4 separate regions of the Homo sapiens genome follow, and all the other regions are linked to region 4. Evidence: chromatin loops called from intact Hi-C (ENCODE). Cell type or tissue: A673. All regions are shown on one strand. Each heading gives the region's core, and the rest is flanking DNA. Links, peaks and the distances in the headings are about the cores only.

Region 1 (7,538 bases), core at 1,367-6,366, 820 kb after region 4:
TCCCAGCACTTTGGGAGGCAGAGGCGGGTGGATCACCTGAGGTCAGGAGTTCGAGACCAACCTGGCCAACATGTTGAAACCCCATCTCTACTAAAAATACAAAAAGTAGCCATGCGTGGTAGCGGGTGCCTGTAATCCCAGCTACTCGGGAGGCTGAGGCAGGAGAATCGTTTGTACCTGCGAGGCAGAGGTTGTGGTGAGCCGAGATCGTGCCACTGCACTCCAGCCTGGGCAACAGAGTGAAACTCCGTCTCAGAAAAAAAAAAAAAAGGAGAGAGACACTGCACAGCAGATGGCAAAAATGGAAACCCTGTCGCTGGCCATGCCTGTTAAGTCTTTCCTTCTCTTTCCCCTGCTGGGTCCTTCAGGCCTCTCCACTGGACTCCTGCCCTAAGGTCGCCTACAAATGCCCCTTGCCCAAAGCCATCAGCTCTCTTCAGCTTGCAGTCCTGCTCAGCCAAGCCAAAGCCCAGCAGTTTTCCTGTCGCCCAGCTGTCAACCCTCACACAGGCCTCTTGGGCCTCCGGTCCTCCCACCACACAAAGGGATTTCAAATACTTTACAGCCCGCAAATCCCATGGTGCCAAACTTTGGTTCTTCCCACAACAGATCTGCTTCTAATACTTATCTGTGCCCAAGAAAAATGGAATAGGCTGGGCGCAGTGGCTCACACCTGTAATCCCAACATTTTGGGAGGCCAAGGCAGGAGGATCACTTGAGCCCAGGAGTTTGAGACCAGCCTGGGCAACATGGCAAAATTCAGTCTCTATAGAAAAATACAAAAATTAGCCGGGTGTAGTGGCATGTGCCTGTAGTCCCAGTTACTTGGGAGGCTGAGGTAGAGGATGACTTGGGCCCAGGAGGTCAAGGCTGCAGTGAGATGTGATCCCGCCACTGCACTCCAGCCTGGGTAGCAGAGCAAGACTGTCTCAAAAAAGAAAGAAAGAGAGAGAGAGAGAGAGAGAAAGGAGAAAGAAAGAAAGAAAGAAAGAAAGAAAGAAAGAAAGAAAGAAAGAAAGAAAGAAAGAAAAAGAAAAATGGAGCAGATATTTATTGAAATCTGCTAAACGCCTTCTATCCTTTCTTCCTTAGGGCTGCCTTAGGATGAAGGTGTTTGAGTCTTCTTTTGACCACAAGGAAGCTAAAAGGCTCAGACAGATTTTGACACTTGCCTAGGGTCACACAACTAATAAGTGGCACAGCTCTCTCTCTAGACTACGCTGCCTCTTTCCAAAGATAAATAAGGCATAGAGAGCCCATGTTGATGGAGACATAAATAAGAAATCTTTTGAGCTATGGATTTGAGAGTGGGGAGCCCACTCTCAAGTTGGAACCTCACTGAGAGTCCCATGGGGGACAATGACGATGACTTGGTCTGTGTCTTCCCAGCCCCTAGCATGGGTGGTGCAAACACAGCATAGGGCTGACTCAGAGCATGTTCATGGACCTTTGTTTAGGGTGTTGAGGCTGGAGTCAGGGGGCCTGCGACCAAACTCTGACTCTGCCATGAACTTGCTGTGTGACCTTCAGCAAGTTGTTGGTTCCCTCTGTATGGAATCAGAGGGTTGGACTAGATGACCTCCTAATCCTACAGGTCTGACATTTCAAGAGAAGATAAAATTGGCAAATAGCCTTTATGTGATACAGCCCGAGGTGGGGCTTGGGTCGGAAATTGGATTTAGAGGATGCGTGTTGCACTTAAGGTCACGGCAGCTAGAAAAATTAAAAGCAATTCAAGGTGCGGCTGGGACTCACTGGCTCTCGCCGCAGGTGAATTCCTGCCTGGCTCACCTAGTGCTTGATGCCTCTGACCCTGGGGCTGGCTCAGGGGAGTGGTGGGTCAGAAGTGCCTAACCTCCCTTTCTGCCTGTTTCTCCTCCCAACTCCTCCACTGGCCCGAGCAGCTGGGCGGGGCCTGCCTGCTGGCCATCGGCATCTGGGTCATGGTGGACCCCACCGGCTTCCGGGAGATCGTGGCTGCCAATCCTCTGCTCCTCACGGGCGCCTACATCCTCCTGGCCATGGGGGGCCTGCTCTTTCTGCTCGGCTTCCTGGGCTGCTGCGGGGCCGTCCGTGAGAACAAGTGTCTGCTGCTATTTGTGAGTACCCCAGCCCCCACCCCATCCATGGGTGCTCTGAGGGGTGTCAGGGATTGGCTGCAGACTCCCAGGCCCTGCCTGGCTTCCATTCAGACCAGTGCTTCCCAAACTGGGGCGGGCTGTCAAAGCAGAAGGGATCATGGAGATGAGCACGTCTGACCCCACTCATTTGGTAGTCAATGGTCCTGAAACCCTGAGACATTCAGCAACTTGCCCAGAGTCCCATGGAGTTGGCAGCAGAGGGGATGATACAGACGCTAGGTCAGGGCCCCTGCAGTGCCTCAGGCTGCCTCTTCCCATGCCTTTGGGACCTGTTTTCTCCCTGGGGTAGCCCTTCCTCTCTCCCACTTCATTTTGCTGCTTTCCTGCAGTCAATCCAGGACCCTTGGCTTAACACACACCTAGTCTGTGTCCGCATGCCAGGAAACTCAGAATAAGGTTTGTGCCACATAGGTCCACCTCCAGGGGTGGGGCGGTCCCCAGCCTTTTCCATCTGCCTTGGTGGCCCCAGCTTCCAGAGCCTGCTTTTGCAGTGGGCCCGTGCCTGCAGTGGGTGAGCTGGCCCAGATGGCGGGGGCCTTGGCATCCAGGTCTGAACAACCAGGTTTCTCCAAGGCATGGTCAGCTGAGAGCACTGACATTGACCTTGATGTTTTTCCACTTGCTTGCTATTAAAAACTCTAATATATAACTCCTTAGTAACATCGCTAAGATGCCTAGTGGATGAGGCCTTCCCCTTGTAGATATGCAATTCTGAAACGGTATGATATGGCCTCTGAAGGTTTCTTATTCATCAAGTAAGTAGCCCTTGAACTCCTATCATGCGCATGTAGTTCACTGGGTGCTGAAGATATGTCGGGGACCAGGAGTGATGGTCCCTTCCCTCACAGACAGGCACAGGGGAGGCAGCCGAGCCGTGCGGATGAGCTGGGCAGTGGGCAGGCCTGGTTTGAGGGTACTCCCTGCTCCATCCCCTAAGGGTGTGCCTCCCATCTAGTTCCCCAACCTCCCAGAGCAGCCATGTCTTCTTGTTAAACGAGGGGGCCGACCAGCTCAGCTATAGATCACAGCCAAACCAGACAAGCAGTGGGTCTTCTCGTTCTCGAGTCTCCTGGATTCCCATGGGTGGTGGCGCTTGGGGCCTCCGCCTGCTTTCCTGTGCTGGGTGGATGGGTCTTCTCTAAGAGGTCCTGGACTTGGAGAACTTCTGGGCTGAGCCCAGTCCCGCTACAGGGTAAGTTAAAAACAGCCCTGTTTAGAGAAGCGTGGGTGTGTCTGGGTAAGCTTGCGGATGCTCCTCATGGGCGAATTCGTGGGCGGAGTTAAATGACAGGGAGAACTGGGCTGGTTGGCTGGGGGGCTCCCTTGCAAGGTTCTGTAGATAAGCCAGCACCAGCAGTGCTGGGAGGAGAGACCTGGCACCATACCTCCTCCCCAGACGAGAGCACACTGCACGGCCCCATTTGTGTCCCGGTGAGATGCTCCCCATCCAAAGGAAGTGAAGTCAGCTGCGAAATGAGTGACAAGGAGCCTTGGGCCTATTTGTCCTTCAACAGCGCAAACACTGCAGACTTCATTTGAAGAGAAACAAAGAAAAACTTTGAGCGCCCCCTGGTGGACAATTCTCTACAGCTTGTCACGGTGCTCGCAGAAGTCTTGGCTGGGGAGCCCGAGGGGACTTTAAAAGGAGCTTGGATATGGGTCCCAGAACAGACCCAGCCTCCCTTTCCCCCTCCTCACCTCGGCCCCCAGGGACTCATTCATTGTTAATGGGCTCGGCTCTGAAGCCAAGACAGGAAGCCAGGCTGGTGTTCTTGGCTGGGAGCAGGCTGGAGCGGCTCTAGTCTCCTCCAGTAAGTGGCTGCCTGCAAACCTGCCAGCCGCCCCAGGACGTCCTCCCTCCCGTGCTATGCGAGGCAGGACTGAGGCCCAGGGGTAGGAGATGTGTCCACGATCCTCCCGAGAGAGGTGATCCTGGCTGCCAGGCTGGGGGCCCTTCGACAAGGCCTGATGGCAGATCCTTCCCCTTCCCCTCCCCACCCCCGCCTCTCTCCCTTTGTCCCCCTTCTTTCTGCCTATCTCTGTGTAGCTCCCTTTCCTCTCTGCCTCTGTCCTCCCCATCTCTGTCCTTTTTTTTTTCGAGACAGGGTCTCAGTCTGTGGCCCAAGCTGGTGTGCAGCAGTGTGATCTCAGCTCACTGCAGCCTCAACCTCCTAGCCTCAAGTGATCCTCCCACCTCAGCCCCCCGAGTAGCTGGGAACACAGGCACGTACTGTCACGCCCAGCTAATTTTTGTATTTTTTGTAGAAACAGGGTTTTACCATGTTGCTCAGGCTGGTCTTGAACTCCTGGGCTCAAATGATCCACCGCCTCGGCCTCTCAGAGTGTTGGGATTCCAGGCGGGCACCACACACTTGGCCTTGTCTTTCTCTTGATCTCTGTTTTTATTCCTACGCCCTTTCCTTGTCCCTGTCCTGATCTCTCCCTCCCCGTTTCCCTGTCTCTCTCTCCACTTCCCCTGCTTGCCCTCCCCTCTCTAGGGCCCCGCCCACACAAGCCTGAGGTCACAGTGTGGGTCAGAGGCAAAGGACGCTTGGATCAAGGTCTTCTGGCTCCCAGACCAGGGCTATCCACAGGCTCTGGATAGCCTGGAATGGACTCCAAAATTTACCTAAAATTATATGCAAAATGTTATGTTATGTCAGGTCCTGTGTATGTGTATTGTGTATACATGGATTGTGTGCATACTCATGTGTATGGGTACAGTGTGTATGTGCACGTGTGTTGTATGTGCATGTATGTTGTGTTCTATCGTGTGTGTTTGTGTGTACATGTGTGCATTGCTTTGTGCATATGTACACGTGCATGGGTGTTGTATGTGCATGGGTGTTATGCATGCATGGGTGTTATACGTGCATGGGCGTTACATGTGCATGGGTGTCATGTGTGCGTGGGTGCACATATATATGCATGTGCACATGTGCCTGTGTGTGCACATGTGTGTTGTGTGTGCATGTGTGTTGTGTGCATGGGGGTTGGGGGGGTTCTGTGAGTGTTTCCAGAGAAAGGCACCAAAGTTTCTGGAAGGTTTTCAAAAAGGTTTATGCCCTAAAAAATAAGAAAAACCACTTCTCCCTTCCCGGCTGAACCTGGACCTAACTGTGTGGTGGTTCCAACCGAAGAGGGCATGGAGCCTCACCCCTGGCAGCTTCTGGGATCCTTCTAGAAGCCTTTCACTGCTTTCTCAGCCTGTCAGAAAGGAGAGAAGGCTTGTCTTGAGAGGGGCCAAAAGAGTGACTTTAGTCAGCCCAGGAAACCTGGCTCAAAGGTTCACAAAGCAAGGAGGCCTTGAGATGGGGCTGACTGTCCCCTTCCCTCTGCTCTGAGACTGAAGTCCTACAGGACCTGGGGACAATCAGTCTAATGACCAGACCACCTAATGATCAATTTATCTATCTAAAGGTCCATTTCCCAAATACTCGTGTTGATCAGTATTACAGCACTCACATGCAATAGGACAATTTCAGCCTCCTATTGAAAATTTGTGGCATCCCTTTTTCTCATTTGCTTACCTTTGAGTATTTCAAGGATTTTTTTAAGCCAACTTATTTAAAAATTCTAATTTTAAAAATATTTTATAATGAAGGCAAGCTCAACTGGAAAAAAGAACAGCAAAAAGAGATGAGTATATTCAAAAAAGATAAATGAGCTGAATTGTACATGCAGTATGTAAATTTGGTAAATATTTATTAGAAATGGGAACTGTGAGCAGACATTGCCTATAAGCAGATGGGTTAGAAAAGCCTGGAAATGTTCCCAACTAGACAACATAGCAGTTTCCTCCCCTTTGCTAATTTTTCCATCCTAAGGAAAGTGATGCAAATTAGAGGATCAGGAATGGCTGACAAAGGTGTCCTTAGGCAAATGGGATGCAAACCCTGGGAAAGGCCTTGATGAGGGGAAGCCCCAGGAATGGCTGGGTCCAGGGGAATTCCCCAAAGGACTTTAACACTGGTAAACTGTCTTAAGCAGGAGGACATTTTCATGCTGGAGAAGGGCGAGTTGGCAGAGGTGGCATTGTGACTGCCATGGGCACCTCAGCCTTGCACTTTGGTTCACAGGATTCACACTCCCACATACTCAAGTCATGCCCAGGCCTTGGGCTTGGGGAGGCCCACTTCCTCCAGTCCACGGCTTCCCAGGTTTATTCTTATATCTCATCTCCTGATGCTTCAGCTCAATGGAAACTCCATGAAGATGGGGACTGAGTCTGCCTTGTATGCATTTATTTGCCAATACCTAGCACAGTGCCTGGCACAGAGCAGGTGCTCAGTAAACAGCCCCGGAGCCAAGGAACAGAGAGGAGGTGGTAGCAGAGGTTTGGCTAAGAGCATGGACTTTGGAGTCAGAAAAGCCCGGGCTCTAACTCCTGCTCTGTCATTTCCTGGCTGTATGACCTGGGGCTGGTCACTTAACCACTCTAAACCTTAGATTCCTCATATACAAAATGAGGATAATCATACTTCCTTCCCAGCCATAGTGTTGCATTCATGATCCAGTGGGAAATGCATGTTTTGCTTGGCTGTGTTTGTGGGATGCCTAAGCACTCTATAAATGGGAAACTAGAAGAATTGGTGCTGAGCCTCAGGAGGCTTTGCAGGCCATGTAGAAACCATAAGACCTCGGGGCTCCTGTGGCTTCCAGGGTAACATGGTGATGAGAGGCTGTGTTCTGCAATCAGAGTTCTTGGGGTGAAGTCCCAGAGGTACTGCCCACCAGCTATGCCAGCTTGGGCCGAGTACTGTTCCTCTCAGCCACAATCCGCTCTCAGTAAAATGGGGGTGTTGCTGATAATAGCATCTGTCTCACTAGATGAGAGGGCTTGATGAGATGATCCATGTAAGATCCGCAGTGTCTGGGTAGCAAGGACTCAGCAGGTAGCTATTGCTATTTTTCCAGAGCCGCCCACACCAGCACTTGTCTTCGGGAAGGATGTGCTTCCTCTGGGCTCTAAGTAACCATCTGAGCAGCTCTCATGTCATGCCGGTCTTGCGAGAAGCACCGCACCTGCATTACCTCGTGGAAGCCATGCGCAGTCATCCTGGATGGCACACACACATCCCAGAGTGACGGGCACACAGAGTACACGAGGCCTGTGATCTGCTTCGTCCATTATTTATCACTGTCCAGGCCGAGGCTGGTGGGCACGCCAGCTCCAGCTCATTGCCGTGGATGGAAACCATTTCTGAGGCTGCTCCTTGCCAGCCTGGGGACCTGCCAGTGGCTCCAGTGAGAGGGCAGAGGGTGGGGAGGGGCTCCTCATAGAGGACCCATGTAATGGAAGCGGATGGCCATCCATCACCAGCCAAATGGAAATGCCAGGACCCCTGCCAGCGGCCTCCGTCACTGTCACAGGGGAGGCGAGGCTGCAGAGGCAGA
Region 2 (7,538 bases), core at 1,578-6,577, 210 kb before region 4:
TATCCCCTATTCCACATTCTCCAGAGGAGTGCTCTATTTGAAACCTCTTTGTGCAATAGATTCCTGGACCATATCTGCCTCAATTATGGGTAAAATATAAAGGAGTAGAATCAGAATTGATTTTATCCCAGTTTTTGTCTCCATGGCCTGATACTGTCACAGTTCCATTCCAGTGCCATTAATGATATACCATGATCTTCTCAGTGGTAGAAGAAGGTGGGGATTATGCCTCTCTCATAACTAAATGACTTTGGTGAGCCAGGACTTTGGCAGTTCAGAAGGATAACTCTTCCACTGGGTATAGCATATTGTTTTGCCTCAAACTAACAAGTCTGTTTCCTTTGTTTCTTTAGCAGAGAGGGTGTGTATGAAATCAGCCTGTCACCCACAGGTGTATCTAGGTAAGCAAATCCTCACAAGAAGTGACCGTAATTATCACTGAGTTATAGTCTCTTAAAATAGTTTACTCCCCTAGAGAAAGAAAATGTAGTACATATACATTATGGAATACTATGCAGCCATTAAAAGGAATGAAAGCATGTCCTTTGCGGGAACATGGATGGAACTAGAGATCTTTATCATCAGCAAACTAACGTGGGAACAGAAAACCAAATACTGCATGTTCTCACTTGTAAGTGGGAGCCGAATGATGAGAACACAGGGACACACAGAAGGGAACAATAGACACTGGGGCTTGTCGGTGGGTGGAGGGTGGGAGGAGGGAGAGGAACAGGAAAAATAACTAATGGGCACTAGACTTAACACCTGGGTGATGAAATAATCTGTATAACAAACCCCTATGACAAAAGCGTACCTATATAACAAACCTGCATATGTACCCCAAACTTAAAGTTTAAAAAAGTCTACTCCCTTATTTCAAATAGGTAACTTCTGCCCCTTAAATTCTTGGGGAGCAAAAATTTGATAATATCTCCTTTTTATTAGTATTTCTAGCATCAAAATATTTTCAGGTATAGTTCCTAACCTTTCTGTCAGATATAGTAGCTGCTATTTCCCAAGTTTTTTAGATGAGGAAATGAGACCTAGGAAGATTGAATATTTTTTTCTTTTTGAGACAGAGTTTTGCTTTTGTTGCCCAGGCTGGAGTGCAATGGTGCTATCTTGGCTCACTGTAACCTCTACCTCCTGGGTTCAAGAGATTCTCCTGCCTCAGCCTCCCAAGTAGCTGGGATTACAGGCATGTGCCACCAAGCCTGGCTACTTTTTTCGTATTTTTAATAGAGATGGGGTTTCATCATGTTGGTCAGGCTGGTCTCGAACTCCTGACCTCAGGTGATCCACCTGCCCCACCTTAGCCTCTCAAAGTGCTGGGATTACAGGTGTGAGCCACCACGTCTGGCCTGAATATTTTTTCTTAGTGCCACATAATAACTTGACATTAGAATTGCGCCTAGCCTGGACTTCTGTGCTGTGAGTGCTACATTATATTATTATACTTCATGTATATTACATATTGTAGATTATTGTGTATAATGTTACAAATTGCTACACTAGGGTAAATTTCTTTTTTTGTTTTTTTTTGTTTTGTGTTTTGAGACAGAGTCTCACTCTGTCACTCAAGCTGGAGTGCAGTGGCGTGATCTCCACTCACTGCAAGCTCCGCCTCCAGGGTTCACGCCATTCTTCTGCCTCAGCCTCCCGAGTAGCTGGGACTACAGGCACGTGCCACCATGCCCAGCTAATTTTTTTTTTTTTTTGTATTTTTAGTAGAGACGAGGTTTCACCGTGTTATTCAGCATGGTCTCGATCTCTTGACCTCGTGATCCACCTGCCTTGGCCTCCCAAAGTGCTGGGATTACAGGCATGAGCCACTGCGCCTGGCAGTCTTTCTGTTTTTGAGACAGGGTCTGGCTCTGTCACCTAGGCTGGGGTGCAGTGGCACGATCTCAGCTCATTGCAACTTCTGCCTCCTGGGCTCAAGCCACCCTCCCACTTCAGCCTCCGAGTAGCTGGGATTACAGGTGTGCGCCACCACACCTGGCTAATTTTGTATTTTTGTTTGTTTGTTTGTTAGTGATGGGGTTTCGCCATGTTGCCCAGGCTGGCCTTGAACTCCTGGGCTCAAGTGATCTGCCCGCCTTGGCCTCCCAAAGTGCTGGGATTACAGGCGTAAGCCACCATACGTGGCCTAGGATAGATTTCAGTAGTTAAAGCATATACTATTTAGGGTATATTAGGCATTAGTCATTGTTTTAAAAACATTTAAAAACATTGAAACATTAACATCGCCTTAATGCATGAGTATACTAATTGTCACTATAAAATAATGAGACATTTAAAACAAATAGAACTTACACATCTAGATGAATTTCTTCAGAGGAGCTTCTGCTGGAACAATGGCTCTGCCATGGTTATAACCTTTTTTGGAACTGTTATTTTAAAGCAAGTCACTCAAGAAAACCAGTTTTATTGTTTTGGTCATATCTCATTGTTAACTAGATACGGCTTCAGGTAAGCTTTGGCTCTTTCACAAAATCAGATGCACCTTCAAAGAGTGAAGATTTGCTACCAAGGCAGTTTAAGAGAATCTTCCGTGGGCTTTCAGAAGGTATCTTAAGAAAGATATCCAAAATTATTTTGAGCTGCGTTGGCATTGTTGAAATAAACACATATTCAGTGGGAGAAAGAACCCTCATTAGCTGTGTTTATTTTGATACAGTCATAATGAGCTGTAGCTTTTCCTAGAATTAGCATAGTCTCAGAAGACTACCAATTGTTTAAATAAAACAGGGCCAGGCATTTTATTAGTTATTCTTTTTTTTTTCTTTTTTCGAGATGGAGTTTTGCTGTTGTAGCCCAGGCTAGAGTGCAATGGTGTCATCTCAGCTCACTGCAACCTCCACCCCCGGGTTCAAGCGATTCTCCTGCCTTAGCCTCCCAAGTAGTTGGAACTACAGGCATGCGCCACCACGCCCAGCTGATTTTGTATTTTTGGTAGACGGGGTTTCACCATGTTGGTCAGGCTGGTCTCGAACTCCTGACCTCAGGTGATCCACCCGCTTGAGCCTCCCAAAGTGCTGGGATTACAGGCTTGAGCCACTGTGCCTGGACTTATTATTCTATTTACTCTTCACAGTGAATCTATGAGGTTGATGTCATCTCAGGTTACAGATGAGAAAACCAAAGTTCAGAGAGGTTCAGTAACTTGCCCAGGGTTTCACAGCTAAGCAGTACTGAAATACTGTTTGAATTATGATCTATAAAAGCCCTCACCTATCATCCCTTTATCCTTCATTGCCTCTTTTATTTGTCCCAACATGAAAGGAGTTTATTTTATATCTGGAGCCTCATGACCTGGGTGATGTTAGGCTCTGCTTGCTGTGGGAGCTGTGGTAAGATGATTTCATGTACCCATTAGAGGCTGCATCCAGATTAACTGTTTCCACTAACATTTAGAGTCTAACTTATCTTTTCCATGTTTTTTGGTTAACAATGTTCATTCTGCACCCAGGGTCTGTTTGTATCCTGGCTTTGTTGACGTGAAAGAAGCTGACTGGATATTGGAACAGCTTTGTCAAGATGTTCCCTGGAAACAGAGGACTGGCATCAGAGAGGGTAAGTAGATCCCAGAGGTCACAGTTGGTGCTGCGTGTTCTCCCTCTCTGGAATGTTTCCTAGTACCATCACTTCTGCTCACCAAAGCTAGTCTTAAACAGAAATTCAAAACCTGAGATCCTAAGAAAGTAGAATTAGCCAAAAAGGACAGGGAAGAGTATTCCAGGCAGGAGAAACAGCAGGTGGAAGGCCCAGAGATCAGAGAGAACATGGCAGGAGGATAGAGGTGAGAGTTCAAGGAACCAAAGGAAATTTGGTTGGCTGAACTATGGCTGACATACTTATCTCCTTTTGTGTTTGTTCACTGACTTGCTTCAAATGGTGCCAACTTTTTCCTTTCTTCATAGAAAATTACAGAGCTTTCTTTTTTTCTTATCCTATTTTGCATACATTCTTTCACACTCCTTGCTGACTTTGTATTCTTCTTTAACTTTTGCCAGAAGAGTCCAGTCTCCTCTAGCTTCAGCATCTGTACTCTCCTGAGCTTGTAAAAGTGACACGGCAGTTTGTTACCTGAGTTGGAACCTGAATCTCTGCGGGCATCCACAAGCCAACAGTGCCTGTTATACCACAGGCGGTCACTTGGGGGCGTCTGTACTCTAGCATCGAATTTTTTTCTGGCACATTGAGTGAATTTAAATTTTCTGTAAAGAGGCAAAGTATATATAGTTGTCCCTCAGTATCCACAGGGGATTGTTCCCTGTGGATACTGAAATTCATGTATGCTCAAATCCTTTCATAAAAACTATCATAGTGGCTGGGCGTGGTGGCTTACGCCTGTAATCCCAGCACTTTGGGAGGCCGAGGCAGGTGGATCATGAGGTCAGGAGATCGAGACCATCCTGGCTAACATGATGAAACCCCATCTCTACTAACAATACAAAAATTAGCCAGGCATGGTGGTGCGCACCTGTAGTCCCAGCTACTCGGGAGGCTGAGGCAGGAGAATTGCTTGAATCCGGGAGGCAGAGGTTGCAGTGAGCCGAGATCGCGCCACTGCACTCCAGCCTGGTAATAGAGTGAGACTCCGTCTCAAAAAAAAATAAAATAACTATCATAGTATGTGCATATAACCTATGCACATCCTCTAGTATCCTTTAAATCATCTCTAGATCACTTATAATACCTAATACGATGTAAGTGCTATGTAAATAGTTGTTATACTGTTTTTTATTGTGGTATTGTTATTTGTAATTTTTATATATTTTTTGAGTATTTTTGATCCATGGTTTGAGTATTTTTGATCCATGGTGGATGTGGAACCCACAGATATGAAAGACCAACTGTACTGGCTTCATTTTTGTTACTCATGCATCAGAATAGGAGTCAGCTTTCTCTCAGCCTTCAGGACAGCCTTCTCTCAACTCCCACAGTTTCTGCAGCAGGGCTTTTGGTGACAGACATGGCTTTGATTGTTGGCTCTTTCATTCAAAGTAGTTGTTAATTTTAAGCAAATTACAGTTAAGTAACTCTCTGATCCCTGGTTTTCTTATCAGTAAAATTAAATTAATAACAATGTCTTTCTTATAAGGTGGTTGTGTTAATACAATGAGATAACGCATGAGATTGCCTGGTACATAGTAAGCCTTCAGTGAGTATTAGCTGCTGCTATTATTATTATTATTATTGTTCTTATTGTTGTGGCTGATACCAGTTATGGGAAAAAGAGTAGATCTATGGATAACTGCTTCTCTAAATTGGAACATCAAAGCCTTCTGATGAAAATCAGCTGCATGCCACAGTTGGTCAGGGCACTTTTTCCTCCCTTGAATCAAAAAGGTTTACACAACATTGCACACATGAATGAGCAGTTTGTCTTGTTTCTCACATGGATGTTGGTGCCACAAATTTCTGCAGACAGGGGTTCAGTCTCCATATTCTGCTTTTTGAGACCGTCCCTAGTCTGAGCCCCACTGTTCCCCAGTGTGACTCTTTGCCCTCTCTTGTTTATGTCATCACTAATACAAGCAAGTCACCCACATTCTCATCTCAGAGCCTTTGCCCATGTGGTGTCTGCCAACATAGTGGTTTCTCTTGTCCATTCTACTTGCAAAGTCCCATATCTTCTGTGAAGGTGGAACTTTGGGTCACAGCCCATTCTTACTTTTCTTTTGTATTTCTCATAGCACATTGCAAGGCACAAAGTTGGCACTCAGTAGTAACACCTTAAATAGCATTAAACCATTTCAAAGGCCTGTATTTTCTTTCTTAGATATAACTTATCAGCAACCAAGACTTACAGCATGGTATGGAGAACTTCCTTACACTTATTCAAGAATCACTATGGAACCAAATCCTCACGTATGTCAACATATTGTCATTGGTATGGTTTTATAGACTATATACTATGTGTTGAGTGCTATAAAATAACAACAAATTACCTTGCAGAGATTCATGCTGGTTCCTAGTTCAAAAAACCTCTCTGGGTTGAAACATTGAGTCTTTGTGCTTGTCATCCTTCATGTGCTAGAGGATGAGAAAAAACTAGAACTAGAGTAAACTGAACCAGAGTCTAGCATTTCAGGAAAATGAACTATTTCTTCTCCTAATATCCCTCTTTCCCAAGCTTTTCTAGCTGTATTCCTTCTGTGTACACCCTGGTATGCATTTGCTGTGGGGCTGAGTCCTTATGACTGACGAGTGAGGTCAATATGCCTTTTTCTGTTTCTCAGGCTCTTTTGCTATTTGTGAAAAAAAATCTGATGTTTTTCTTGTTAACTTTGTATTTATTCTATGGCTGCAGTTCTCAGACTTCCGTCTGATTTTGCTTTGGCTTGTTTCTGCTGCTGCTTTTGCTTTTAAAAAATTTCCATGAAAGTAGATGAAGATATTCTAGTATATAAATTAAGCTCATCCAGGGGATAGAGTTAAGGTCCAAGAAATAGCTCCCTGTTTAGTTCCTGGAATCTTGCCTTTGGCAAATAATGTTATGTTTTATTGAAAGAGACTTTGAAGAAAATGGAGTTTTGCTTATGGCATTGGGATACACAGAAATGTGACACATTTCAGAGCTTCTAGAAATTTGTAATTGCAAGCTACCACTTTACTAAAATTTCAGGGAGAAAACATTGACTGAGGGAACATGGCCTTTTCACGTAAGGAGATAGCTGCATGCTTTGGTTTCAAGGGCTGCATTTAGAATGTGAGCCAGGGAAGTGCCGAGACCCTTTATATCTGAGGTTGATTTTGAAACGTGGAGATAATAGAATTAGGCCAGTCCAACATAGCCTGCTTTCCTTGTTTCTGTCAGAGTTAATTTATCTTCTTGTCAGTAGTCATAGCAGAGAATTTGAGGATTAAATGGGCTGTGGGGAAGTTCTTTCTCATTCATTCTAGTTAATCTTTTAAAACAAGATTTCTCAACCTCAGTAGTATTGCCATTTTGGGCTGGATAATTCTTTCTTGTGGGTCTATCCCTTGCATTGTAGGATGTTTACCAGTATGCATGACCTCCACCTGTTAGATGTCAGTGGCACCCCTCACCCAGCTGTGACAACCAAAACCAACTCAAGACATTGTTAAACATCTGGGGGGGCAAAATTGCCCCTGGTTAAGAACCAGTGGGAATAAACACAGGATCTGCTGAGTAAAGTAGCCTCTTATTGTCCGACATTTTGGGAACATTTTGACAACTCTTCAAAATAATTTATGACAATCCTTTTTTTTAAATGTTGGTAGTATGTGCTTATTGAAAATTTAGAAACTGCACATAAACAGGAAGAATATTAAAATTCTTGATAATTCTACCCCATGTTTTGGTTCCAATCTTGTTATTTTAGACAAATATACCTAGAGAATCTTTTTTTCTGTAACAATAAAATAGTCCAGGTGTGGTGGCTCATGTCTATAATCCCAACACTTTGGGAGGTCAAGGTGGAAGGATTGCTTGAGGCCAGGAGTTCATAACCAGCCTGGACAACATAATGTGGTCAAATTAGAATTCTTTAATTCAGATTTGGCTG
Region 3 (7,538 bases), core at 1,014-6,013, 440 kb after region 4:
GGGCGCCTCGAGGGCGGGGCTGGGTTTTAGCCGTACTGAAACCTTGCTGTCCCGTTCAGAGGCCAGGCCTGGTGGGTATGTAGGAAGGTAACTAAATAGCCTGCAAGCCGATTGGGCACAGCTAATTCCCAAGGCAGCTGCGAGATGGCAGAATTCCAGTGAGGACAGGAGAAGCCGGCAGAAGTCTGGGCAGGGCAGGAGGACCCTCAACGCTCACCCCGGGCTAGGCCAATGGGTGGTACAACTCCTGGGGGCGCTCCTTGTGTTGCCTTCCATGAAATGGTACCTGCTGGGGTTGTGCAATGCTCAGCCTTGCCTGGGGTCCCGAGTTTTGGGTTGCCTCGTGGTGCTGTCCAGGAAGGGGGAGCTAAGCTATGTCTAACGTGGACCCCTGCCTATAGCAAAAGGGCTTCCTAAAAGGCCAGGCACTGGAACTGGCCTGGGCTGGGGCTGAAGGCTGGCTTTACTGTGTCCCAACTGTATGACCTTGGGCTAACTGCTTAAATCTTTCTGTGCCTCGGTTTCCCCATCTGTAAAATGGGGACAGATTAAATGAGCTAATACAAAAAAGTGCTTAGAATAGGGACTGGATTGTCAGTCCTCAATACATGTTAGCTTTCATAATAAATGCTGTTGTGGTCATTATTATTATTTTCCTTGGCCAGTGAGTTGGAGAAGGAGTTTGGTTCAGGAGGGACATGATGTAGTGAGGACAGGCAGAGATGGGAGTGGGAGATGGACACCACCTGTGTCTGGCCCCGAGCTGGACACAGGGAGCAAGTGATGAGGCCTGCAGGAAAAGCTCAGCCAGAGAATGTTATGATGCAGAAGAGGGAGGAGGGGCAGCCCACAAGGACTCAGGAAAGCTCCGGGATGACCTGTAATCCCAGCACTTTGGGAGACCAAGGTAGGCAGATCACTTGAGGTCAGGAGTTCGAAACCAGCCTGGCCAACATGGTGAAACCCCGTCTCTACCAAAAACGCACAAAATTAGCCAGGCATGGTGGCGGGTGCCTGTAGTCCCAGCTACTCAGGAGGCTGAGGCAGGAGAATTGCTTGAGCCCGAGAGGCAGAAGTTGCAGTGAGCCGAGGTCATGCCACTGCACTCCAGCCTGGGCAACAAGAGCAAGACTCCGTCTCAAAAAAAAAAAAAAAAAAAAGAGATAGAGAGAGAAAAGAAAGGATCTAGCAATATGTATGTAAGGTGCTGGGTGCTTATACATTTTATCTCATTTAATATTCACGTGTTGAGGACATTTAATATTGTTGATGATTATATTCCTATCATCAACGACTGTTATTATCCCTGTTAGGGATGAAGAGACTGAGGGTCACAAAGGGGAAGTAATTTTCTCAAGGTCACGCAGCTGGGAGGTGGTGGAGACAGGAGTAGAACCGTCACCCACCCTGCGGGTTACCATCCGCGGGTGGGAAGGGTGGGTGCGCTGGGCTGAGAACTGGGGCAGGTCTCCTCCGGGCTCTGCCTCTGTGTTGCTGTGTGATCTCGACTCGGAGCTTCTTGCCCCTCTTCTGTGGAATGAAAGGGGAGCGAAGGAGGAGGGTGTCTGAGGGGCGAGAGATGAGCCTGGAAGAGAAGCAAGGGCGGGCAGGGGGGGCTGTGACCTCAGCAGGCGGGGTGAGGTCCCAGCTCAGGAGCATCCTGGGAGCTCTGGTGGACCTGGCCTGGAGCTAATTAGCTGCTGGGAGGGGAAGTGCAAGGGCGGCGACCTTGTGGGGCGGGCCAGCCTCCCGCTGGCCCTGACACTAAGCCCAGCACCCACGAACATCTGGCCCGCTTTCATGCAGGCCTGGAGAGAGGCTCTGTCTGAGGGTCAGAGGTGGGGTGCAGATTGTCAGGGAGGACCTAGCTCTGCCCTGGGAGTTATGGGACCTTGGACCAGTTTCCCCATCCATCCCGGTGATAGATGAAGCCGGCAGCCCCCTCCGTGGGCCCCCTTCCAAACCTCACATTCCCTGGGCCTGTGAGTGTGGGGAGAGGTCAGGGAGATAGGACATCCCTGGAGGCCTAGGGATGTGGGGCGAGGCCTGTGGGAGGACAGCTGAGGTGAACCGGGAAGAGGACTGCAGTGTCATGAAGACTTGTGCTTAGAAAGAGCCTTGTAGGTCCGGGTGCGGTGGCTCACGCCTATAATCCCAGCACTTTGGGAGGCCAAGGCGGGTGGATCACCAGGTCAGGAGTTCGAGACCAGCCTGACCAACATGGAGAAACCCCATCTCCACTAAAAATACAAAAAATCCATAGCCGGGTGTGGTGGCGCATCCCTGTAGTCCCAGCTACTCAGGAGGCTGAGGCAGGAGAATTGCTTGAACTCAGGAGGCGGAGGTTGCAGTAAGCCGAGATCACGCTACTGCACTCCAGCCTGGGTGACCGAGTGAGACTCCCTCTCAAAAAAAGAGCCTTGGAGAGCTAGCCCATGGTTTGAGCCACTTAGGATCACCACAGTGGAGGGGTGGCCAAGGGAGTGAGGTCCTTGTCCTGTCATCCTAGGCTCCAACGGCTTTCTTTGTCTGCCTCCGTGTCTGTCTTCCCCACTGGGTGTGGCAGAGTCAGGCCTCTACTGCTAAGCCTGAAAATGCCCGACTCAGGCCAGCCCCATTTGACAGAGAGAAAGGCCCAGAGAGGGGAAGGGACTTGCTTGAGCCACAGCCAAGGAGGCTGAGGGGACTGCGGTGACAGAGGAGCGCCACCTCCATCTCCCTATCCATGTAACTCCAGCGCGTCTGCCTCTGAGGAAAAGAGACCTGCAGCCTACCCGGATGTGCTCATGCCAGCGCAGAAGAGTGTGTCCAAGGTGTGGTCTCCCTGGACCACTGGCTCTCCTGGCATCTTCCGTAGGAACCTACGCAGCTCCATGTGTTCTTCACTCCTGGTTTCTCCCTTCTCAGAATTCCAGGCTGCTGAGTTTTTCATTTCGCCGTCCCTCAGAGAGGCAGAATCCGTGTGTTGGGGAAGTCTGGAGATGCCCCTGGACTTCCCTGGGAGGTGCAACTTAAAAACAAAGAAACAAAACCGCAAATCCAACGCCTATCAACTGTCAGGTGTGGCCTGACAACATCCCGATGTCCCGTCGTAGCAGGATTGCCCCCGCTTTGGAGGGGAGGAAACCAAGGCTCAGAGAGGAAATGGGCGCTCCTGGTGTCCCCCGCTGGGAGTAGAACTCAAGCCTGGAGGCTCCAAGCAGCCTGTGGCCTGCTCTGGTGAGGTTTTTCGCACCTCTCCCAGGGCCTCCTTCCTCCCCGACGCAGAACAACTCGGATCTGCTGGTCCCACGGCGTCCTCAGGTCTCATCGGACCGTCAGTGGGCCTGGACAGCAGTGAGCAGGGCCCAGACGGCCGTTTCAGAGACAAGGGCGACACCTGCTGGAGATAAGTGAGCACGACATGCTAAGGCCAGGGGCGCATTCACTGCCTGGCTTCCTTTCTCCCTTGATGGGTGTTTATTGAAGGCCTGCTAGATGCAGCATCTCCAAGGTGTCAGAGACACTGAATGAAACCTGGTCTTTACCCCACAAGAGATTCCCAGCCAAATATAGAAGGTGCATAGCAATAATTGCAATGTAAAGTATGAAAACCAATGGTTTTCACTTTTTCCCCGCTTTTAATCAGTGGAAATAAATTCCTGTGTGAAAATGTAGTTAATAGGCCAGGTGCAGTGACTCACACCTGTAATCCCGACACTTTGGGAGGCCAAGGCAGAAGGATTGCTGGAGCTCAGGAGTTTGAGACCAGCCTGGCAACACAGCGAAACTGCGTCTCGACCAAAAATACAAAAGTTGGCGGAGTGTGGTGGCATGCACTTATGGTCCCAGCTACTCCAGAGGCTGAGGTGGGAGGATTGTTTGAGCCTTGGAGGTCAAAGCTGCAGTGAGCTGAGATTGCGCCACTGCACCCCAGCCTGGGTGACAGAGTGAGACCCTGTCACCAAGAAAACCAAAAGCAAAATCAAAAAAAGTAATTGACAATAGTAGCCAACACTTAGCGAGCACTTACTGTGTGCTAGGCATGGTCCTGAGCGCCTTATTTGAATGAACTCATTTATTCCTCCCAACAACCCTTAGGAGGCAGGTACAACATTAGCTTCGCTTTACAGATGAGGAGACTAATGATCAAAGAATGCGAGTAACCTGGCCAGGGTCATGAAGCTTGAAAGATGCAGAGTCAGGTTTTGAATGCAGGCCGCCTGGCTTTGAAGCCTTGACCTTCATCTCAAGGTTATGGGACTGCCTCTCTGTACACCTGGTACAAGTAAGGCTTCTCTGGCAGTAGGGGTTGGGGGGATGTGAAGTTAGGAACCACACTTGCTCTGCCCATCCCCCACCTCCTCTGGATTCCTAAGGAACCATCAAAAGCTGCCGACCCCAGTGTGGAAATCAGTGCATGCATGACATCGATAGGTCTTAAGCAGGGAAGAGGGAAAATTCTTTTTGAAGGAGAATTTGTATCATTTTAATGATTTTTATGTACAGAAAATGAAAGTGTACATTTAACCCAGTTAAGTGGCAAGTTCTTTAACCTTTGCCTTTTCCAACTTGGCAATGCAAGCCATAGATTTGGGACCCAGGATATTGCCTCCCCAGTGACGACGGATATCATCATATCTGTCGTTGTAATTAGTCCTGACAGCTTCCACCAGCTTCATCAAAACTCCTTTGTCTTCTGAGTTAACCTGTGTGAAGGCAACAGTGGTGCAGGTCTTCCTGTGGACTGGACGTTCCAGTCTTGCCTTCCCCTTGATAATGCAATCAGAGACCCACATTTTACAATGCAGGGCAGGCAGGAAGACAACAAGCTCGATGGGATCCTCGTCATGTCAAGTGCTACTCAAAATGGTTAGGCCCATTGTCTCCAAGCTACCTGCTGAGAGGTGATCGGCCTAGCATGCACACTCTTCTCTGCGGGAAGCAGCAGGCTGGCAACCAAACGTCTGTTCACATGCAGTCATCACTGGCTGAGCCTTCTTGTTCTCCACCAAGGGGTAACGGTGTTGACTCCTGCTTGAAGGACAGGTAGTCTCTTAGTGAGGATGTCCCCTTTGCTGTCAGCTTTCTTCTCAGCCTGGGCCAACAGCCTCTGCTTCTACTCTTGCTTTGTCTCTGGTCTGTATTTGTGGGTCAGCTTAGGCAGCTGAGTAGCTGGTGGTCCAGGTCCTGGGTGAACTGGTTAATCACAGGGGGCACTTTCAGCCACTTATAGAGGATGGCTCTCTGCCGCTGCAACCTGATATAGCAGGGCCATTTCACAAAGCGGCTGAGGTCACTTTTGGGCTGGATGTCCAGTGCCAAAATTCTTAGGCCTTTTCTTAACAGAGGGGATTCACCACTTTCTTGGTCTCCTGCTTCTCCATGACAGCAGGGGCCGGGGCCACTTTCTTCCCCCTGCGCTTCTTTCCTCTTGGCATCTTGGGAAGGTGGAGGAGCAGAAGAAAATAGATTTATGTGTTGCAATGGTTACTCTAGGGGTGGAGCAAGGAACTCAAACCAGAAGCTGTGATCAGATTTGGGAGGTGAACTGGGGAGGGAGTAGAGGGCACAAGAGCAGAGGAGGAAGGATGATCTGTGTTCACTGAGGAGATCACGTGGTCATAAGCTTGATTTTTAACTTACTTGGAGTGAGGTATGTGTCTAATTTGTCTCTTGAGCCAATCAATTTATTCACAGCCATTTGTAGAACATCTACTATTCACTGTTCTCAATGCTGGGGACACAGTGGGAAACAAGGACATAGGTCCTGCTTTTATGAGGCTTACACTCTTGTTGTGGGAGGGGGTCTAATAATGACCTAATAAGTAAATAAGATGAAGATGGTGATAAATATCATAGGGCAGATAAAGCAAAGCAATGTGCTGAGAGAGGCCAACCCAGCTGGTTTGAATTCTTACGCTGCCACTGGCTGTGCAGATCTAGGAACTGAGTGTTTCTGGCAGAGGGAATGGCAGATGCAAAGGCCCCGAGGTGGGAAGGTGCTTGGGGCATTAGAGAAACAGAAAGTGTGACTGAAGCATGAGAGGAGAGGAGGTCAGACAACTAGGCGGGGGTTAGAGCACATGCCTAGAGAAAAAAAAAAAAGCTTTGATTTTTGTCCAGGGCAATAAAACACTGTAGGAAAGTTTGGGGCAGAAACATGATAAGGTCTGATTTGCATTTGTAAAGTATCACTCTGACTGCTGAGAGGAGAAGGATTGTAGGGTGGCAAGAGTGAAAGCCAGGCTAAGTGTGGTGGCTCACGCCCATAATCCCAGCATTTTGGCAGATCCAGGTGAGAAGATCACTCAAGGCCAGGAGACCATCCTGGGCAACATAGCAAGACCCTGTCTCTAAAAAAAAAAAAAAAAAATTATCTGGGTGTGGTGGCACGTTTGTAGTTCCAGCTACTCAGGAGGCTGAGGTGGGAGGATCACTTGAGCCCAGGAGTTGGAGGCTGGCTGCGGTAAGCCGTGATCACACCACTGTACTCCTGCCCAGACAACAGAGTGAGACCTTATCTCCAAAAATAAAAAATAAAAATAAAAAAGACTGAAACCAGGGAGTTGAGTTGTCCAGTTAGGAGATGATTGCATTAAGCCAGGAGGGCGATGACGGTGACTTGGAACAAAAGGGTGGAAGGAGGCAGATCAAAAGCATTGGAAGGTAGAGGTGGCTGGGCTTACTGAAGGGCTGGAAATCGGGGTGGATGGGGAAGATATGTCAAAGGAAGGAACCAAGGGTATGTCCTAGAATTTGCACCGTGGATGAATGGTGCTGTGACTTACTTAGATGAGGATGACAGGAGGAACAGGTGTGGGGCAGATGCTAAAGGGAAGAAGAGTTCCACATGTGGTTGCATGAGAAGAGATGAGACATAAAAATGCATATATGAGTCCAGGAACTGTTGAACAGATCAGATCTGGAATTATAAATCTAGCTGTCATCTCATGAAGAAAAGGTGATCCATGACCAGGGAGAAGTGATTCACAATTCTATATCCAGCCATAAAAAGAGCTCCCATCGATATCGCTATTAACACCACCAATGTCAATGCCATTCTTGCATTACCATTGTTGTCATCAGGATCACCACCATCATCAGCAACACAATCATCACTATCACCACCACCACCATCATTATCATCACCATAATGACCTCTCATTACCTCACCATCACACTTCACCATTCTTCTCATCACTACAGTCATCACTCCCATCATCACTGTAGCAACCAGCATCTGCATCATCATCGCTATAGCAACCGCCACCTCCATCGTCATCACCATAGCAACCATCTCCATCATCACCACCATAGCAAACACCATTACCATCCTCATCACCATAGCAACCACATAATTCTCATCAGATACCATCATCAGCATTGTTATCATTGCCATCAATGTTATCACCACCTCTCCCACCATCAGTGTCACTAGTAACACCACCATTTTCATTCTCATAACAACTCTAACAACTATCTATCACCATTTCCTCCATCACCAACTCCATCACCATCAGAAACAGCAGATCTCTATCTCCATTACAGCTACCATT
Region 4 (7,079 bases), core at 2,080-7,079:
TTATTTCTTTGTAATGTTTTACATTTCATTTTAAGTCTTTGAGTGGTATAAACATACTTGTTTTATATTTATGTATCATAATTCAATTATATGTAGTTCTTGGGGGTTAAATTTCTGCTGTTTGTGATTTCTGGTGGTTTGTTTTCTCATATGCTTTATAGTTCTGCATTGTGAGTTTACATTTGTCAGGGTTTTATTTGTCAGAATCCTAGGTAGCTTGTGTTGAGGATGTGGGTCTCCAGAGGGGATTTATGTTTCCTTCTGTTGGATGTCTTTGGGTGCTACCAACCTGGGAATACTGTATGTTACTATCCTGGCTTGGAGCTTCCTAGACCATGCTGGTGGTATAAATTCAAACCCCAGATGGTCATAAAGCTTGATTGCTATGAACTGAATGTTCATCCCCTCCCACACCTCCTTCATATGTTGAAGTCCTAATCCCCAGTGTGATGATTATTGGAGGTGGGGCCTTTGGGATGTAATTAGGTCTTGAGGGTGGAATCCTCATGAGTAGGATTAGTGCCCTGACAAGAAGAGACACAGAAAGGTCTTTTTCTCCACCATATGAGAATATAGCAAGAAGGTAACCCTCTGCAAACCAGAAAAAGAGCCCTCATCAGGAACCAAATTGGCCAGCACCTTGATCTTGGACTTCCTAGCCTCTAGAGCTGGGAGAAATAAATTCCTGTTGTTTAAGCCACCCAGTCTGTGGTATTTTTGTTATAGCAGCCCGAACTGACTAAGATATGCGTGTTAAAGATCATCAGTGAGACTCTCTTCTTTTTCCATTCCCTGGACAAGACAGGTAAGTTTCTTTGGTGGATGTTGAGCAAATTTTTTCCAGTATTCCCTGTTGGGTGTAATTCTTTAAGATCCTAGCTTTATGGGTTTCTTTGTATCAGCTTCCTGCCTTGTATGCCCAAGATAGTTGTAGCTTCAATGTCATTTCTATTATTTAAGCTTCATTTTTGACTTTGGATGTTTTCCTTCCTTTTTTTTGTGCGTAAGCTCAGCTATTCACTTGAGAAGGTATTCCTTATATTTCACCTGGTTAGGTGTTTTTTAGCCTACCATGCTGCCTGCCAGTGCTGTTTTAAGCTGAGCCAACCTAAGGTCCCACAGATCAATTATATTATGGAGCCCTTTTCTTTAGAGAATATGCCTTTTTCCATTCTTGGATATCTCTGTTACAGTAGACTCTTGAATAATGTGGGGGTTGGGGTGCCAATCCCCTAAGCAGTTGAAAAATGATGTATAACTTTTGACTCCCCCAAAACTTAACTACTAATAGCCTTCTGTTGACTGGACACCTTACTGATAATGTAAATAGTCTATTAAACATATTTTATATGTTATATATATTAAATACTGTATTCTTACAATAAAGTAAGCAAGAGAAAAGAAAATGTTATTAAGAAAGTCAGGAGGAAGAAAAATATATTTACTATTCATTAAGTGGAAGTCATAACGATCTTCATCCTCCTCATCTTCATGTTGTGTAGGCCAAGGAGGAGAAGGAAGGGGGGTTGGTCTCACTGTCTCAGGAGTGGCAGAGGCAGAATAGGTAGCAGAGGTGGAAAGAGAAGCTGGAGAGGCAGGCACACTTGGTGTAACTTTTGTTGAAAAAAAATCTGCACAGCAGTGGATCTGCAAAGTTTAAACCTGTGTTGTTCAAGAATCAACTGTATTTAGAGGAAGTGCTAAATATGGGATTCAACCCTACACCAGCTCTTTCTCCTAATTGGAAACTCACTTTCCCCTGATGACACTATTTTCCACGAAAGCCATTCCCTTTCTAATCCTGACTTTCATATTTCCTGACTCACTGGGTAAGGGGGTATCTGTGTAATCTTTGCTTTGCCCTGTAACTTCAAATTCAGTAAAGCAGTATCTTTCTACAACCTCTCCTCCTTCAACCACCAGCTACTAAGACGCTTTTCTGCCTTCTCAGAAACTTCAGGTCCTGGCTTATAATTTATTTCCCACTCCTCCCTGAAGTCATCCTTGGATACTTTCGCATCATGTAGCTTCTAATTTCACATCTTCTATATTTTCCCACCTCCCTCACTTGCATGGTTTCTATGCCTAGAAATGTAGCCACACTGGATTGAAAAACACTTGCTCTTTCTGATTGCTTTTCCTTCTTTATTTTTATTTATTACTCTTTTTTTTTGCAGAGATGGGGGTCTCACTTTTTTGCCTAGGCTGGTATTGAACTTGTGGTCTCAAGTGATCCTCCTGCCTCGGCCTCCCAAAGTGCTGGGGTTACAGATGTGAGCCATTCTGCCCAGCTGCTTTTCCTTCTTTAACACATGCTCATGACTTTCTTTCTCTGCCTTGAATGCCCTTTTCACCTCTCTGCTTGTCAAAATACTAAGTGTCCTCCAGGATAAACAAAGATATCAACTGTTGATTGAACTCTTCCTAGATTTTTCCAACTGGATGTCACCTCTTTTTTTTTTTTGAATTCTGTAGCATTTTGTTTATATGCTTCTATGCCACTTTTTACCTTCTCCTTTGAATAATCTTATTGTCTTATTTCTAGTTAGCTCCTCCCAGTGTCTAGGCATCCTTTCTCCATTCAACAACTATTTATTGAGCAATTAACTATATGCCAGGCATTAGGCAAGTTTAAGGTTATAAAAAATGAAGAAGATAGGCAGCATTGTGTGAGGCTGTGCCTCACACAGTTCTTTAACACGGCAAATTCTCATTTTATAAAAGAACAAAGGATTAATTAAAAACATACATGTTTAAAATACAGATAAATATGGAGAAGAAAAAAAGAGGCCACAATCTTCCAGACCAGATAGCTATTGTTGACTTATTTCAAAAAGTGAAAACAATATTCCCTGGGATAAGATAAATTTGGATACAGTTCCAGTGGTGATTGTCACTGCTCTCCACCCATCCAGTTCTCAAATGGGGTGGGTGTGTGCTACATTTTGTATCATTTGCAGGGGGGATTTGATTTGGAAAGCAGAGCAATGCCCCCTTGGATGTGGGGAAGCAGAACATGAGTGTCCCATCCCCAGAATGTCCTCATCCCAATCTCCCTAGATCTGTGACAAGCAGGCATTAACTCACAAAAATATCCCTGGAATCGAGGTTGCTGCCGGAAGCCTCTGTAGGTATCTAGTCTCAGAATCATCACTTTGAATATTTAAGCTATCAGTGACAACTTCCACCAGATGGCGCCAAAGTACATCTGGGACCAGAAGGGATTTGGATCCTGTAGCCAGACCCACAACTCTACCAAACCAACATCGCAGGCCCAGGGGTCATTTCATTAACCTCTCAATAACATCGCTCTGAATTTTAATTTAATTTTTTAGTTTCCACTTACTGCTTTATGACAGCGGTTTTAGTGTGCATGGATAGGGCTAAATCATGTAAATAATAGAGAAAGATACAAAACAAAAATGCGTTTTTTTTTTTTTTTTTTGGAGACAGGGTCTTGCTCTATCACCCAGGCTGGAGTGCAGTGGCACGACCACGGCCCACTGCAGCCTTGACCTCCTGGGCTCAAGCAATCTTCCTGCCTCTGCCTCCTAAGTAGTTGGGACTACAAGCGTGTGCTACGATGCCTAGTTAACTTTTTATTTTTTGTAGAGATGGGGTCTTGCTCTGCTGCCCAGGCTGGTCTCAAACTCTTGGGCTCAAGCGATCCTCTCGTTTAGGCCTCCCCAAATGCTGGAATTACAGGCGTGAGCCACCTTTCCTCGCCATAAATGCTTCCATTTCCGCCTCGACAACTACTCCACCTGAAGCTGTTCATTTCTTCTTGCATTCCTTCCAGAAAAAAGTTATACACATGCCTGAATATAAGCACCTACTTTATATATTTCTCCCTCTTGTTTTTGCATATGCATAGTTTACCTAAAAGTGACTTGCCCGCTGTTTTGGACTACGCTTTGATCTTAACTAATATCTTGGAGATATTTCCTTACCCAAATATATTGCACTATCTCACATTACTCAAATCAATCAAATTCCATAATTTATTTCGATTGTGTCTAGCATTTCGCTATGATTAGAAAGAATGCTGTCATGGAACTTTTTGACAAACATTGTTGAGAATATCCATAGGGCAAACTCCGTACAGAGAGCTTGTTGGAATGAAGGGTACCAGCATTTTCCGTTTGATGGATAGTACCAAATTGCCCTCCAGGAATGTTATACGCTCACCAGAACTGATTATAATAAAACGTCTACATATTTGTTAGTTTTATAAGCAACGCGTGGTGTCTCGTTTGGGTTTAAGGATTCTTTAATTATGAATGAGGCTGTCTGAGCATTTCACTGCGGAGCCTGAGCGCGCCTGCCTGGGAAAACACTGCAGCGGTGCTCGGACTCCTCCTGTCCAGCAGGAGGCGCGGCCCGGCAGCTCCCGCATGCGCAGTGCGCTCGGTGTCAGACGGCCCGGATCCCGGTTACCGGCCCCTCGCTCGCTGCTCGCCAGCCCAGACTCGGCCCTGGCAGTGGCGGCTGGCGATTCGGACCGATCCGACCTGGGCGGAGGTGGCCCGCGCCCCGCGGCATGAGCCGGTGACCAAGCTCGGGGCCGAGCGGGAGGCAGCCGTGGCCGAGGTAAGCGCGGCTCTCCAGGGCGGCGGCCGGGCGGGCGCTGAAGCGAGGGCTCGGGCCTCCGGGGGCCGCTGCTGGGTCGGGACAAGGGCCGAGGGAGCGCGGCCGCGCGGAGGCTCCGTGGAGGCCCGTGGGCTGCGAGAGGCCACCCCCAGCCCCGCCGGGGCTGTGACAATGACTGCCCGCTTTTGGAGCGCTCCGATTTCCACTCCTGCTTCTCCTTCTCCTCCGGCGGCGGCCGCGCTTTCAGCATCTTGGTACCCACCTGTTCTCCTAGCCAACCTTCGCCCCCAGTCCGCTCCTTCCTTTCCTCCTGCGACCCGCCCTCCGCCCTCCGCCGTGACCCCTCCCTTCCTGCTGCCACCTTCCCGCCAGCCACAGGGATCTGATTCCTCCCAGGGGGATGTCCTGCGCCTCAGGGTCCGGTGGTGGCCTGCGGCATCCCTTGCGGTGCCAGAAGCCGTGGGACGAGGTAGGGAAGGGGCCAGGGGCATGTTATGCCGGGGACTGGGTGGTCGGGGGCGTGTTAGGCCGGGGACTGGGTGACCGGGAACTAGATGGCCGGGGGCGTGTTAGGCCGGGGACTGGGTGGCCGGGGTCATGTTGGGCCAGGCACTAGGTGGCTGGGGGCGTGTTAGGCAGGGGACTGGGTGGCCGGGGGCCTGTCAGGACGGGGCAGGAGTATGTTAGACTGCGGACTAGATTGCTGGTGGCATGTTAGGCCAGGGACTAGGTGGCCCGGGGGTGTGTCGGGCCGGGGCCAGGGGCATGTTAGTCTCGGGACTAGGTGGCCAGAAGCACACTGGCTCTGGGCTTCAACTTGAAGTCCAGAGGTGTTTGGGGCTTTGTTACATTCGGTGGGAACCAGATCTAAACACACAATTTTGAGAATCAAAGAATTGCTTGGTGTTACTGATTGGGCAATGCTAATCTAGAAAGGTTCTTGACTTATTTATGTGAAGATATGGTCTTGAAATATGTACATTTAAATTCTTGTAAGTCTTAACTTCTTGTAAGTCAGGTAAGTGCTCTATGTACTTTAACTGGACTTAGTTTGTAACTTTCAGAACTCAAAGGCTATTCACTGTAATAAAATAGATGATTCAGTTTCCATCATTCACTTTCCCCGACTTCCTGGTTGCATGTGAGGGTATGAATGGATAATCAGTTTTGGGGCCAGACTGCCATGCTGTGAATCCTAGCTTTGGCATTTCCAGTTGTGTAATATTGGGCCAGGTACTTAAACTTTCTGTTGTACTATCCCCATCTGTAAAATGAGGGTAATAATAGCTTGGCTTATAGTGCTGTTATGAAGATTAAATAAGTTAACACTATAAAGTGCTTAAAACAGACCCTGGCATGTAGTAAGTGCTTAGTAAGATTTACATATTAATTATGTAATGACACACATTGTCTTATGGTATAATTCCCATGATTAAAAGGGCATTGTTTTTAATTGAAAATAATTTTTAGGGGCATTTAGCCATAACATAACTTTAATTATAAAGAATCCTATCAAGTAAGGCAATGAATTGTGGCTTTTTTTGCTTTTGCTTATATTTGGTTCCTCTGTTTTTCGGAATGGTTGGGTTAAGATCCAGTGTGGCAGTGGCCCCAGGAGTTCAGCTGTAAGGCCCTTTCTAAAAAGGTTAAGAAGAGGCCAGGCGCGGTGGCTCACGCCTGTAATCCCAACACTTTGGGAGGCCGAGGTGGGTGGATCACTTGAGGCCAGGAGTTCAAGACCAGCTGGCCAACATGATGAAAACTTGTCTCTACTAAAAATACAAAAAAATTAGCTGGGTGTGGTAGCACACGCTTGTAATCCCAGCTACTTGGGAGGCTGAGGTTGTAGTGAGTTGAGATTGTGCCACTGCACTCCAGCCTGAGTGACAGAGCAAGACTCCATCTCAAAAAATAAATAAATAAATAAATAAATAAATAAATAAATAAAATAAAAATAAAAAGGTTGAAACGACAAGAGACTGTGACTGAAAACATTGGACTAAGTGGATTGGCTATAACCTGAAGCACCAAGGAAAGATTATTCAGGCAAATTTTAGGAATAAATAATTCCAGGAACAGAAAATGCATCTCATCCTCACAATAGGTTGGGGTTAAAAGACTTTTCCAGTGACTCAGTGCTTGACAGCTAGCCAGATGATTCCAGTGTTTTGCAGGGGCAGGTTTGATGTGTTTCAAGGTGATAAAGTTTGTAGGGCTGAAATTCTTGTTTTGATCCAGGTTATGGTATTGTATGGAATAAACCTTCATTAGTAGAAGATTCCTTTCAGTCTGTCATCTTCCGGGGATTTTAACTTCTTGGTGGTAGGGAGCAGTCTCACTGGACAGAGAGATTATGACTTGTTTCCTCGGATGATGGTTTGGAGATACTCCATCTCTCTGTGCTTTGGCATGTGAAAACTGTTTTGGGAGGATTGGTTCTGTGTGTTACAGGGGTGAGGTTGGAGTGTCCTGAGTCGGGAGCACTGTCA

Evidence for each region. Peaks named below come from ENCODE experiments on the same cell type or tissue, not always from the same donor. Only the 100,000 strongest peaks of a DNase experiment are listed, where the experiment ranks them.
Region 1: it touches region 4 in a loop (4-fold over the local background); 7 of 110 quality-filtered maps call a loop at or near these places.
Region 2: it touches region 4 in a loop (8-fold over the local background); 8 of 110 quality-filtered maps call a loop at or near these places.
Region 3: it touches region 4 in a loop (9-fold over the local background); 78 of 110 quality-filtered maps call a loop at or near these places.

What each region holds. Positions count from the first base shown.
Region 1 is chr11:44,907,801-44,915,338 of GRCh38, forward strand. It overlaps TSPAN18 (tetraspanin 18), which reads left to right. Exons shown (of 10, transcript NM_130783.5): 5 at 1,905-2,099. Among named protein-coding and RNA genes, the nearest start is that of TP53I11, 39 kb to the right of the region's middle. RefSeq lists an enhancer at 3,207-4,063. In A673, for the core only: CTCF peaks have their summits at 3,731 (motif pointing left) and 3,934; a DNase peak (open chromatin) is centred at 3,721.
Region 2 is chr11:43,886,253-43,893,790 of GRCh38, forward strand. It overlaps ALKBH3 (alkB homolog 3, alpha-ketoglutarate dependent dioxygenase), which reads left to right. Exons shown (of 10, transcript NM_139178.4): 5 at 354-401; 6 at 3,473-3,576; 7 at 5,789-5,877. Among named protein-coding and RNA genes, the nearest start is that of ALKBH3, 9.2 kb to the left of the region's middle. In A673, for the core only: a CTCF peak has its summit at 4,158; a DNase peak (open chromatin) is centred at 4,169.
Region 3 is chr11:44,535,274-44,542,811 of GRCh38, forward strand. It overlaps the pseudogene RPL7AP79. Among named protein-coding and RNA genes, the nearest start is that of CD82, 27 kb to the right of the region's middle. RefSeq lists enhancers at 1-150, 151-673, 4,522-5,128 and a silencer at 3,352-3,411. In A673, for the core only: a CTCF peak has its summit at 3,393 (motif pointing left); a DNase peak (open chromatin) is centred at 3,358.
Region 4 is chr11:44,091,263-44,098,341 of GRCh38, forward strand. It overlaps EXT2 (exostosin glycosyltransferase 2), which reads left to right and starts at 4,416. Exons shown (of 14, transcript NM_207122.2): 1 at 4,416-4,590. RefSeq lists a silencer at 4,283-4,902 and an enhancer at 5,323-5,372. In A673, for the core only: CTCF peaks have their summits at 3,198 (motif pointing right) and 4,347 (motif pointing right); DNase peaks (open chromatin) are centred at 3,209, 4,369, 4,819 and 5,759; H3K4me3 peaks cover 2,257 bases; H3K27ac peaks cover 1,234 bases.